Linked DNA regions of Mus musculus: region 1 is linked to region 2. The links are chromatin loops, found by intact Hi-C in ENCODE. Cell type or tissue: heart. All regions are shown on one strand. Each heading gives the region's core, and the rest is flanking DNA. Links, peaks and the distances in the headings are about the cores only. Region 1 holds the start of Srr (serine racemase). Region 2 holds the start of Ovca2 (candidate tumor suppressor in ovarian cancer 2).

What was found. Peaks named below come from ENCODE experiments on the same cell type or tissue, not always from the same donor. Only the 100,000 strongest peaks of a DNase experiment are listed, where the experiment ranks them.
Region 1: it touches region 2 in a loop (3-fold over the local background); 4 of 42 quality-filtered maps call a loop at or near these places.

Annotation. Positions count from the first base shown.
Region 1 is chr11:74,921,995-74,927,362 of GRCm38, forward strand. It overlaps Srr (serine racemase), which reads right to left and starts at 3,954. Exons shown (of 9, transcript NM_013761.5): 1 at 3,625-3,954. Smg6 (Smg-6 homolog, nonsense mediated mRNA decay factor (C. elegans)) reads left to right here and starts at 3,860. Exons shown (of 19, transcript NM_001002764.2): 1 at 3,860-4,009. The coding sequence starts at 3,922. In heart, for the core only: CTCF peaks have their summits at 2,351 (motif pointing right) and 3,946; a DNase peak (open chromatin) is centred at 3,777; H3K4me3 peaks cover 2,373 bases; H3K27ac peaks cover 2,118 bases.
Region 2 is chr11:75,176,129-75,181,496 of GRCm38, forward strand. It overlaps Ovca2 (candidate tumor suppressor in ovarian cancer 2), which reads right to left and starts at 2,680. Exons shown (of 2, transcript NM_027136.3): 1 at 2,484-2,680; 2 at 1-2,259. The coding sequence starts at 2,667. The coding sequence ends at 1,766. It overlaps Dph1 (diphthamide biosynthesis 1), which reads right to left. Exons shown (of 13, transcript NM_144491.2): 7 at 5,165-5,233; 8 at 4,660-4,816; 9 at 4,433-4,533; 10 at 3,598-3,676; 11 at 3,045-3,185; 12 at 2,797-2,903; 13 at 1,515-2,259. The coding sequence ends at 2,814. In heart, for the core only: no CTCF peak of the experiment used is centred there; DNase peaks (open chromatin) are centred at 2,083 and 2,843; H3K4me3 peaks cover 1,937 bases; H3K27ac peaks cover 1,778 bases.

The DNA.
Region 1 (5,368 bases), core at 59-5,058, 250 kb before region 2:
ACTTTAAATCTAAAAATTCAAAATTTCCCTCATCAATTTAGTAGCTTTCTAGCTGGGTGGTGGAGGCCCATACCTTTAATCCCAGCACTAGGGAGAGGCAGGCGGATCTCTGAGTTCGAGGCCAGCCTGGTCTACAGAGTGAGTGCCAGGACAGCCAGGGCTACACAGAAAAACCCTGTCTCGAAAAACCAAATAAGTAGCTTTTTTCCCTGTAACTTGCCTGTTGCTCCTCTTCAGTCAGCTGCCAATGTTTAGAACTTGTATTATCTCTCTTCCTTATGTATTTATTGTGTTTCCGAGTTCTGTTTTAATACTTAGAGGCTCTCTGGTCTGATCACTGTCAGCATTGAATTAAGTTGGCCATGACTGTCCTAGGGGAGTTTTCTTGTTTAAAATTATTTTTCCTTCTTTTAAAAAAATGAAAGTTAGCCAGGCGTGGTGGCACATGCCTTTAATCCCAGCACTTGGGAAGCAGAGGCAAGCGGATTTCTGAGTTCGAGGCCAGCCTGGTCTACAGAGTGAGTTCAGGACAGCCAGGGCTACACAGAAAAACCCTGTCTTGAAAAAACAAAAAAACAAAAAAATGAAAGTCACGGGGCTGGAGAGATTGCTCAGATTAAGAGCAAGCACAGCACGCTCTGGGAGAGAACAGGAATTCAGTTCCCACATCAGGTGGCTCATAACTGCCTCGAACTCTAGCTCCAGGGGGAATTCAATGCCTTTTGGTTTCCACAGGCACCTGCACTCATGTGTATGTATGCATACACAGACTCATACATATAATTAAAAATGAGACAAGTTATTAAAAAATGACAGACTGGGAAATAAACAAAGGAATAAATAAATAAAAGTTGGGGCTAGAGACACAACTCATTCAATAGGGTGCTTGTCCAGCATATTCAATCTTTGCATTCAATCCCCAGCAAAAACTTCAACCTGGCACATCAGGATAGATCCACATCTGTAATGCCATCATTTAGGAGATGGAGGCAAGAGCATTACAAGTTCAAAGTTATCCTTGGTTACATAATGACTTCAAAACCAGTCTGGATACAACAGACTTTTAAGCTCAACAAAAGAAAACAAAATGAAACCAGGTCTTCAACTGGATATGTAACCAAGGATACCCTTGAATTTCTAATTCTTCCCCTTGTACTTTGCAAGGGCTGGGATTACAGGCTTCTGCCACCATAACGACCCAGTGTATGTGGTGCTGGGGACCCTTTTTTTTTTTTTTTTTTTTTTTTGGAGAAAGGGTCTCATGCAATCCAGATTGGCTTGGAACATAGCCAAGGATGACCTTAACCTCTCAATTCTTGATTTTCTTGCTTCATTTCCCAAGTGTTGCCTGCACTCCTTGTATGTACAGCAAGGCTAACTGGGAACTCTTGTATCTTCTTGCCTTAGCATCCAGAGTCATGGGGTTAGGGATGTTTGATACCATACCCAGCTTCAAGTTAGGGTTTAAAAAAAAAAATCCGGGGGCTGGAGAGATGGCTTAGCGGGTAAGAGCACTGATTGCTCTTCCCAAGGTCCTGAGTTCAAATCCCAGCAACCACATGGTGGCTCACAACCATCCACAATGAGATCTGACGCCCTCTTCTGGTGTGTCTGAAGACAGATACAGTGTACTTATGTATAATAATAAATAAATCTTTAAAAAAATGTAAAAAATCCTATTGTTGGGCTGGAGAGATGGCTCAGCAGTTAAGAGCACTGACTGCTCTTCCAGAGGTCCTGAGTTCAATTCCCAGCAATCACAAGGTGGCTCACAACCATCTGTAATGGGATCTGATGCCCTCTTCTTGTGTGTCTGAAGACAGCAACAGTGTACTATACATTAATGTACAGTGTATATACATTAAATGAACAAATAAATTTTAAAAAACCCTGTTGTTAGTGTTTTTTAGACAGGTGTTACTATATAGCTCTAGTTGGCCTGGAACTCACTATGTAGACCAAACTGTCCTCTTGCCTGTGTATTTTTGGTGCTGGGCATGTGCTACCATGTCTGGCTTATGTTTTGGAGATAGAGTCTACATGTTCTTTGGTTTAGCTTTAAACTCAATGGACTCAATGGTGGAACACAGCCTTAAAGTTTGATCTTCCTCCCAAGTGCTAGAGTTACAGCATGTGCTATCATGCCAGGAGCACAAAGCAGGTTTTTTTTGTTTTGTTTTGTTTTTAAAGATTTATTTATTTACTGTATGTGGGTACACTGTAGCTGTAGGTTCTGAGCCTTCATGTGGTTGCTGGGAATTTTAGGACCTTTGGATCAACTCTGCTTGCTCTGGTAGGACCAGCTCTCTCTAGTCAACTCCTCTCACTCCAGACGCACCAGAAGAGGGCGCCAGATCTCATTACAGATGGTTGTGAGCCACGTGGTTTCTGGAATTTGAACTCAGGACCTTTGGTCCTGAGCAGGTCAGTGCTCTTACCCGCTGAGTCATCTTGCCAGCCCCAGCAAAGCAGTTTTTATATTTCCTATTCCTCTCAAATCTTTTGACAAAAACTGCCATTTGTTCTGGCCACTCTAATTAATTATACCCATTCATTTGAGCTGTTGACTATTTCTCAGTCATTGTCTTTCTCTCTCTCTCTCTCTCTCTTTTTTGGTTTTTCGAGACAGGGTTTTTCTGTATAGCCCTGGCTGTCCTGGAACTCACTTTGTAGACCAGGATGGCCTCGAACTCAGAAATCCGCCTGCCTCTGCCGGCCCCTCCTCCCCCAGTGCGGGATTAAAGGCGTGCGCCCGGCATTTTTCTCTTTTGATGGTGAAATATCTGTCACATAACAGGAACTGTATGAGTACTATCAAATATTTTATACTATGATCAAGGCATAACTGGTTATTACTTTTTGAGGTCTAAAGGGTCAATGACTGTGTGAGACAGGGAAGAAGGAAAGACTGGAGAAAGGCAGTCTTTGGATAGGAAGTTTCTCCACCCCACCGTTTCTAATAGGAGTTAATGGTCAATGAGCTTAAAGTACCCATCTTCTAGTCTAATTAACTTTTTGCTTCCTTTTTGGGGGACAAGGTCTTCTAATATGTTGCCTTGATTAGCCTCAAATGTGCTATGTTGCCCAGGCTTGAACTTGCAATGCTCCCACCACAGCCTTTGAAGTACCGTGAATATAAGAATGAGCTATTTTTACCAGCATCAGTAAAAATTTAAAGATGTAAAGATGGGAGAATTGACTTGAGTACTAAAAAAGTAATTTTAAAAAATTCTCAATGCTAACAGTAATTCCCAGATCGAATAATTTCCTTCTTTTTTTACCTCCACACAACGACCTCCAGCAAGTCTTAGGGATGAACTGTCATAGACTTTAGTACTCTGGTACAATCAAACGATACACGGAGCAATTTACTTCTTCCACTCTCTGAGATTCCGTTTACCAGTAATGGGGATAATAATAAAAGATATTTAAACTCCACAATCCAGGCCTACGGTAAGGAGACTTCGGCCTAAAATGATCGGAGGAGGCCGGGTTGTAGGATGTCTCCGTCAATCCGAGCCCCAGATCAAAAGCAGTGTCCTCGGTGGTCACCGCAGCAATACTGGCATCCCTAGACCCGAATGCCCACCTGACATGGGCGAGTCACACCTGGCTGCGCCTCACCTCGCCTCCAGAGCGCTGCGCCTCCACCTCCGAGCCTCGGCGGACCGTCCTAGCTTTACACCTCTGCGCACGCGCACACGCCGTCTCCGCGGCCGATTCGCCCGCTCCGGCAAGGCCCTAGTTGAACGTGCTGAATGCTTTTGCTCCCAGTGCGGCCACCGTCGTTTGGGGAGGGCAGGCAGGAGGGGGGCGGGGAAAAGGGTGGGAGTGGGTGAGCGCGCGCCGCCCGTCCGTCGTGGTTTCCTGGCTGCGCGCGGCGGTGGCCGAGTCGCCGCAGCTGTAGCAGCCGCCGCGAAGATGGCGGAGGGGTTGGAGCGTGTGCGGATCTCCGCATCGGAACTGCGAGGGATCCTGGCCACTCTGGCTCCGCAGGCCGGGAGCAGAGGTGAGTTGCGCCGCCCAGCTGCTGGGCCGGGCCTGCCCGCCCCGCCTCCCTCTCCTCTGCCTCCTCCCCGCCCCGTCCGCGGCGCTCCGAACCCCCGCCCCTTCCCCAACAGTGCGCCCGGGCCTGCGGCGGCCCCTGGGAGACAGCGAGGCTGTCGCTCCGCTCCCTCGGGCCCTCGGGGCAGAGCCCAAGCGCGAGTTTCAGCCTCCGCCCTCTTGCTCGGCGCGGCGCCGTGGTTGTTCTCCGGTGCCCTAACCCTCTCACGCCAGCGCCTGAGTTCCAGTCCGGAGGAGACACGAACTGGCTTGGGTGCTAGGGTCCGGTAGAGGCCCCGAGACGTATTGTTCCCAAAAGAATAGTCTGTGTATGTGTACCTTTCCGTAGTCCTCCGTTCCGCGTCGGAGAGGAGGAGCTGGGGAAATTGAGGAGAAAGGCTTAACAGGCTAGGACTTCCTTTGCTGAACTTACCCCCCCCCCCCACCCCCCAAGGCTGGTTTCTAGTGCTAGGCCACTGGAGGGATCCAGGACCTCAGAGAGCTGACTCGGTTTTGTTTTGGTCTTGGCGTGTGTGGGAGCAGTTGTGATCAGAGAGAATGCTTAATTTGCCAGTCTCCATTCGCATCAGAAAAGCGCGAGAAATATTTTGGTGTCTGGTCTCCTTCATTAGCCAGTGTTGCTTAGGATGACAGTTACAGAAGATACCTTCTCTAGGATTGTGGCTAGAATTTGTGAGGTTGGTTTTTATTGGCCAACTGAATTGGATTAACCAGGCTGTTTTCTCTCTCTCCTCTGGAAAATAGTAGTCACCACCTCTCCTGGCTCCGCCCCAAAACTAAGTTTAAAAGTTTACTCAGGGTGCTGAGGTTAAACGGCTTTATCTTGGTTCACATTTGGTGGAGAAGCTAAACTTTTGCCAAGGCAGCAGTATCTTTTATTTTGTGTTTGTTTTTCTTTTGAGACAAAGTCTCACCTTGTAGCCAATACTGGCCTTGAATTTACTGTGTAACCCAACCTGGCCTTGAGTTTGGATACTTTTCCTGACTGAAGCCTTCAGAGTGCTGGAATTATATGCATATGCCACCATACCCAACTTTCAAGTCAGAAACCTAAAATTTTAGTTTCGCCCCCACCCCATCCCCCAAACAAAAGTGGGTATAGATGCAGGTGTATAAATACTTGGCTACCAGCTTGTTTGCATTTGTATATACATTATAATTCTGTACTAGGATTTTATATAACTTGAGTACTGGATAATATTCTCACTAGTTCCTGTCACTTATGAACTGTTTAGTAGGTATTTTTAGTAGTCTCTCCACTGTAAGCAACAGATACTTACAAAAAAAAAGCTGTTTGCTACTC
Region 2 (5,368 bases), core at 248-5,247:
TTTTGTCAAGGAAGCAATCACTGTAAGGCAAGAACAAGGCACAGAGACCAATCCCCCACCCAAGCTGTTAAAAAGGGATCTCAAATCAGTACATGGGACTTTGGGGTATAATTCCAGTCTATCCTTTCGTGAAATTTTAAAATGTTTAGTGTGTATGAGATGGCATGTGTTAGCTAGCAGTCAGTGCCTTTAACCTGCTGAGCCATCTCACTGTCTTTTGGTGGAAATCTTGAGCCCTAAAGAAGCCAGAGGCCTTTGTAACTGAGTCAGACTTCTATGTAAGTGGAGTTCGGGGCAAGAGAATACATGGCAAGGCTCTGCCTTGGTCATCTAACAGAGGTTACAGAGAGCGTTCCTGTGTAGCCCTCTCTGTCCTGGAACTCCATCTGTAGACTAGGATAAGCTCAGTCTCAGATCTGCCTGTCTCTGCCAGTGCTGGGATGAAAGGCACGTGCCACCACTAACTGGTTGTTTTTAGACTAGACTGTCCTCTACCTCTGCCTGCATGTACCACCATGGCCATTGGGTCATTGACTTTTTAAACACATATCATGTACAACCCTGGGACCTGGGACTAGAGCCTCTGGAACTAAGAGCTATAGATGTTTGTGAGCTACATTGTGGATGCTGGAGCCCGAACCTGGGTCCTTTGAAAAAGCAGCCCATGTCCTTAACCACAGAACCATTTCTCTGATGTATACCTTGAAACACTTGTGTGTCAAGAACATATAACTCTGGGTATAAGAATGACTTGGGAGTAACTGGCCAACTCCAACTCCTGCTCAGTGACTAAGCTCCCTAGAAGATATTGTGGTGTGGGACTAGGTAAGTACCTTGTGATATCTTGGAAAAACTGTCTTTCAGAGGCAGAAGTCAGAAAGCAGCGTGCCTATGTGTGTGGCAAGATTGGGCACTGGAAGTGAGAAGAAAAATGGCAAGAAGTTAAGCTGAGCAGGCTACTTAAGCTTTGGCTTTCTCAACATATCAATAATTAGCATCATCAATTATGAATAGCAGTAATCTCAGAAACCCTGAAGATGGCTTCATTAGGAAAAGGCAGGTTACTCTGTGCTGTCTTTGGCCTCTACCCAACATATGGTACTACCCAAGTCTTCAAGCTCAGAGTTCAGAGGGGGATGGAACAGTTATGGAAGAGAAAGCAATGGCCAAGCCAGGGACCAGGATGTAGGAAACCTAAAAGCAGATGGAGCCAAGCAGAGCCTTGCCAAGTGTTTTCTTTCCCCAAACTCCTCAAACGTAAAACTTTCTGATTCTAAGTGACCAAGATATCTAGCTTCTTCAGTCTGGGACTTAAACTTCCACAAAAGGATGGTGACATGGCTCAGCAGGTAGAGGCATGACTTGCCAAGTCAAATGATCAGAGCTCAGAAAGAACCCACATGGTTGAATCAACTCCCCGCACTTATCCTCTGATCTCCACAAGTCTGCACCCATACACACAATAAGCCGAATTTAAAGATACAAAACAATAAATGACTTCCACCAAAAATGTGTCCTTGGGTTTGGTTTGGTGCTGCCCCAGGATCGGGGCAGCAGGAGAAAGGCATTCAACATCTAAAGCATCGCTTTATTGTCTGTCAGTCACAGGGGTGCCAGCCCCTGCCTGCCCACCCCTGTCTTCTCACAGGCTCTCTGGGCTTATGTGTGTCCTGAGAACTGACAGTTGTCTTAACTAGCCATGGTGAGGAGACAGGGGAGAGCTGCTGGACAAAGTGGGAGCAGTGCGGAGACATTTGTCCATCCTTCATTCTGCAAACTGGTCCAAGAACTTAAGGTAGGCCTGACGCTGAGATGCAGCTGCTGGAATGAAGTGACCACCGGAGTGGGTGAGGGTGACGGCTCCAAGGAATCGGCTAGCCAATTGCATACTCTCCTGAGAAGGGATGACTCGATCAGTATCCCCAAAAACATGAAGTGAAGGCAGTGACATGGGGCTCTGCAAGATAGGTTCCTTAAGGCCTCGGGGACAGAACCCCGACACAAGTATAATAAATCTTGGCAAGGGGAAGCGAGGATCGCCTGCCTGGCCCAGGGCACACACATAAGCTGCTAGTGCAGCCCCCTGGCTGAAGCCAAGAAGTCCATCAAACGGCCCCAGCGTGTCAAGGGCCCGTGCCACCGTTTCCAGGGCCTCCTGCAGACCCCTGCACACTGTGGACTCTTCCAGAGCAGAGAAAACATCGGCTTCCTCCTCAGAAAACCACCAGCCTCGAGGCTGCTCCTCCGGAGAACAGGGCCCTAGAAGCAGATGGGAGAAGAGCACAGGCCCAGGGTTAGAGATGGTGAGAAGAAAAAGGCAGAGCTTGGGAAAGTGCAGCCAGGGGACTTGGGGGGCGGGAGGGACCTGGAATGGCCTGGACACAGATAAAGGAGGAAACCTGGGAGCTCAGACTAGAGCCGGAGTTAAAGGCGCTAGGTGAGAACTGAGGTCCAGGTGTGCGAAGGGGTCCAGCAAGTCTCACCCGAGTCTGGACACGAACCCTCGGGAGCCGCTGCCTCGGGGACCGGGTGAGGTCCGCTGAGGCACACAAGCTCTGCCCGACCCCGCAGCGTCTTCCTCAGCGCTCCGGTCTTCTCACGGAAGCCCCGCTCGCTCTGCCGGAAGCCGGCTAGACACAGCACTCGCAGGGTCTGCCGTGCCGCCATACTGCAGACCGACCGGAAGCAGGCCTTCCCAGGCGGAAGTAGAACCGGCAAGGGGGCAGGGCCCGTGCGGGGAACACCCCTAAGGCGGGGCTCTCCTAAAACAAAAAGGTGGGGCGTGGCTGCAAATACCTGCTGCTCTGGCCCTCTCAGGGAGCCGGCGAAGTAGCCTTCTGGTCTGCGCAGTTGCAACTCTCACAGGCTGGGGCTGGAGAGCCGCCTCTGGACCCTTGCTGCACCTGAGGTAGCAGATAGATTCAAGTCTCTCTACTGCAACCTCCACCCGGCTCCCTTGCATTTCCCCCGCTGTCCTCAGGGCGGCGGCGGTGGACCACGTCACGCCTGTAGGCTGCCTCTCAGCCCTGCTTAAAGTGGGCTACCTTGTCAGATGCAGGCTGGCAGAGACCCCGAGGTGCTCGGTCCCGACCGTAGTTCACTGTCCATGGCCCTAAGGAGCTGCCAGAGTAGAAGTCCATGGGGTAGGGTTGCTGCCAAGAAATGTCCTTCAGGGCCACAGCTGCCTAGGGGAGAAAAGACAATGATATTCTTTCTCTCTCTTTCTTCTTTCTCCCTTCCTTCCTTCCTCTCTCTCTCTCTCTCTCTCTCTCTCTCTCTCTCTCTCTCTCTCTCTCTCTCTCTCTCTCTTTCTTTCTTTTTTTGTCCCTGCATTAGCAAATTTGACCAGGGTCTATGAAGGGAGTGTATTATCATCCTTCAGAAAGGAAGAGTGAAGTGAAGAGAGTCGCAGCTACACAGCGAGTCAGGTGTGTTGGCTCACATCTCCCAGCAACTCTTAAATATAAACAAAAACTACACAGCAAGATGGTGGCTCGATCTCAGAACCTGCAACCCTACGTGCTGCTTACCCATGCCAGCCATCTCACAACCCTCCCTCAACAGGAAATACAAAGATTTTCAAAATGTGGCTGTTACCTCGTACGGTGTCAGCAGTGGCTTGGGAAAGGCTGAACCCCAGTCAATGGAGAGGCGTGGACATGCCACCTGCACCCACCTAGGGAGATAAGTCAGTTAAGATGTGACATGAAGGTCACCTCTCTCTGGGGTACCACACTGAAGAACATAACGGTGTCTCAGTATCTCAGTATGTCCACTTGTCAACAGATTGCACTGATCCAACTATATACTGTTGGGAAGGTAACTCTGATTGCCCTGTAAGCCTAGGACTTGACCTTAACTCCCAAAACCATTGCATTAAAAGCAAAAGTGGAGCTGGACACACAGCTTAGTGGTTGAGGGAGCTGGCTACTCTTGCAGAGGATTCAAGTTCAATTCCCAACACCCACATAGTAGCTCACAACCTTCTAAAGTAAGAGGCAAAATTTGTGTGTGTGGTATATGATATACACTTGTACTCCAGCACTGACGAGATCCAGACAGGTGGATTGCTTCAGGGGAAAAGAGAAGGGGGGGGGGGTGGACACCAAAGCTTCACACAAACTAACACACATGCAAAAGAAAAAAAAATCCACCTTAATGGAATCAAACACAGCAAGGGGCATGTCATCAGCCCTTCACTCCATAAGCCAACTTCTGGGGACAGTTCAGTTGTAACTACCCATCTAGAACCAAGGTTTGTACACAGTGCTCTTACACTCATTCCCACCAGACTATGATGGCTAGACAATGCAGGCGGCCCATGGTCAAGGGTGGCCCCTGCTAGATAAGTTCTTGATCTGTGCTGGCCAGAACCTGTTTTCTAAGCTCCCGTTAGCTGGTCACCATACATGGGTAAGGTGGGGAAACTCACACATCCACCTCAGGAAGTAGACTGAGCTTGCTGGGGAAGATCTCAGAGAGCAACAGCCTCACGAAAGGAAGTCCCAAGTTTCTGAGCTGAGATTCCAAGTGCTGCCGAGAGAGGGAGGCCAGGCAGGAGCTTCTGAGATGAAGTGGCCAAAGCTAGACACCTCAGCCTACTGGTTTCTCCAGCTACTTTCCTGTCAGCCCCCTCCTCTTGATGCCCAGGCCTCTCACCTCCAGGATCTTGGGACTGCCCTGGCGGCCCAAGGTTCCCAGAATAAGGCCCCAGGATTTGGCTGAGCGTGCAGCAGCAATGGCTTCCTGGCGAGTGGCCTGCATGCGCTGATGGTCATAGTATTCTCTGGATAGGACTTTGCCATATGGGTCATACCTGGAAAAGTTGTCAGGATCACGGTGACAGCCCAGAGTCAGCTAAGTGGTCCCTGACACAAGATCTAAAGAGGGATTTAGGAAATCTGGCCCTAGTTGGAAACAAGGATTATTACTGAGATCAGTAACCATAGAGATCAGCCCTCCAGCTAGGGCAGGCAAGAGCAAGGGAGTGTTTTAAGAGCTTGGGGGTGACTCCCGGGTAGGCAACAGCATTCCTGGGTCTAAATTCCAGATGTGCCCCAGTCATTTAGTGACCAGGGAATGAAGGGGTAGTTCAGCCTAATGAGGGCCTCCAGGGCAGAGGCTCTCATCCTGCCATACATGGTCAGCCCTCCCCAGCCCATACCGGTAAGCAGGTATATTAGGGTTGGCAATCATGACAGACTCCAGATGAAAGCGGCCATCTCCAAGATACCTGCAGGGTGGGAAGAGTGTGTAAGTGCAGTAATGGAATAGCAAAGGGGGTGCCCTGGCTTACAGGTCCGGAGACTGAGTTCTCAGCCACCCATGCTGCTGAGTCAGGGAGACTGATGTCAGTTCATCTCTTCAG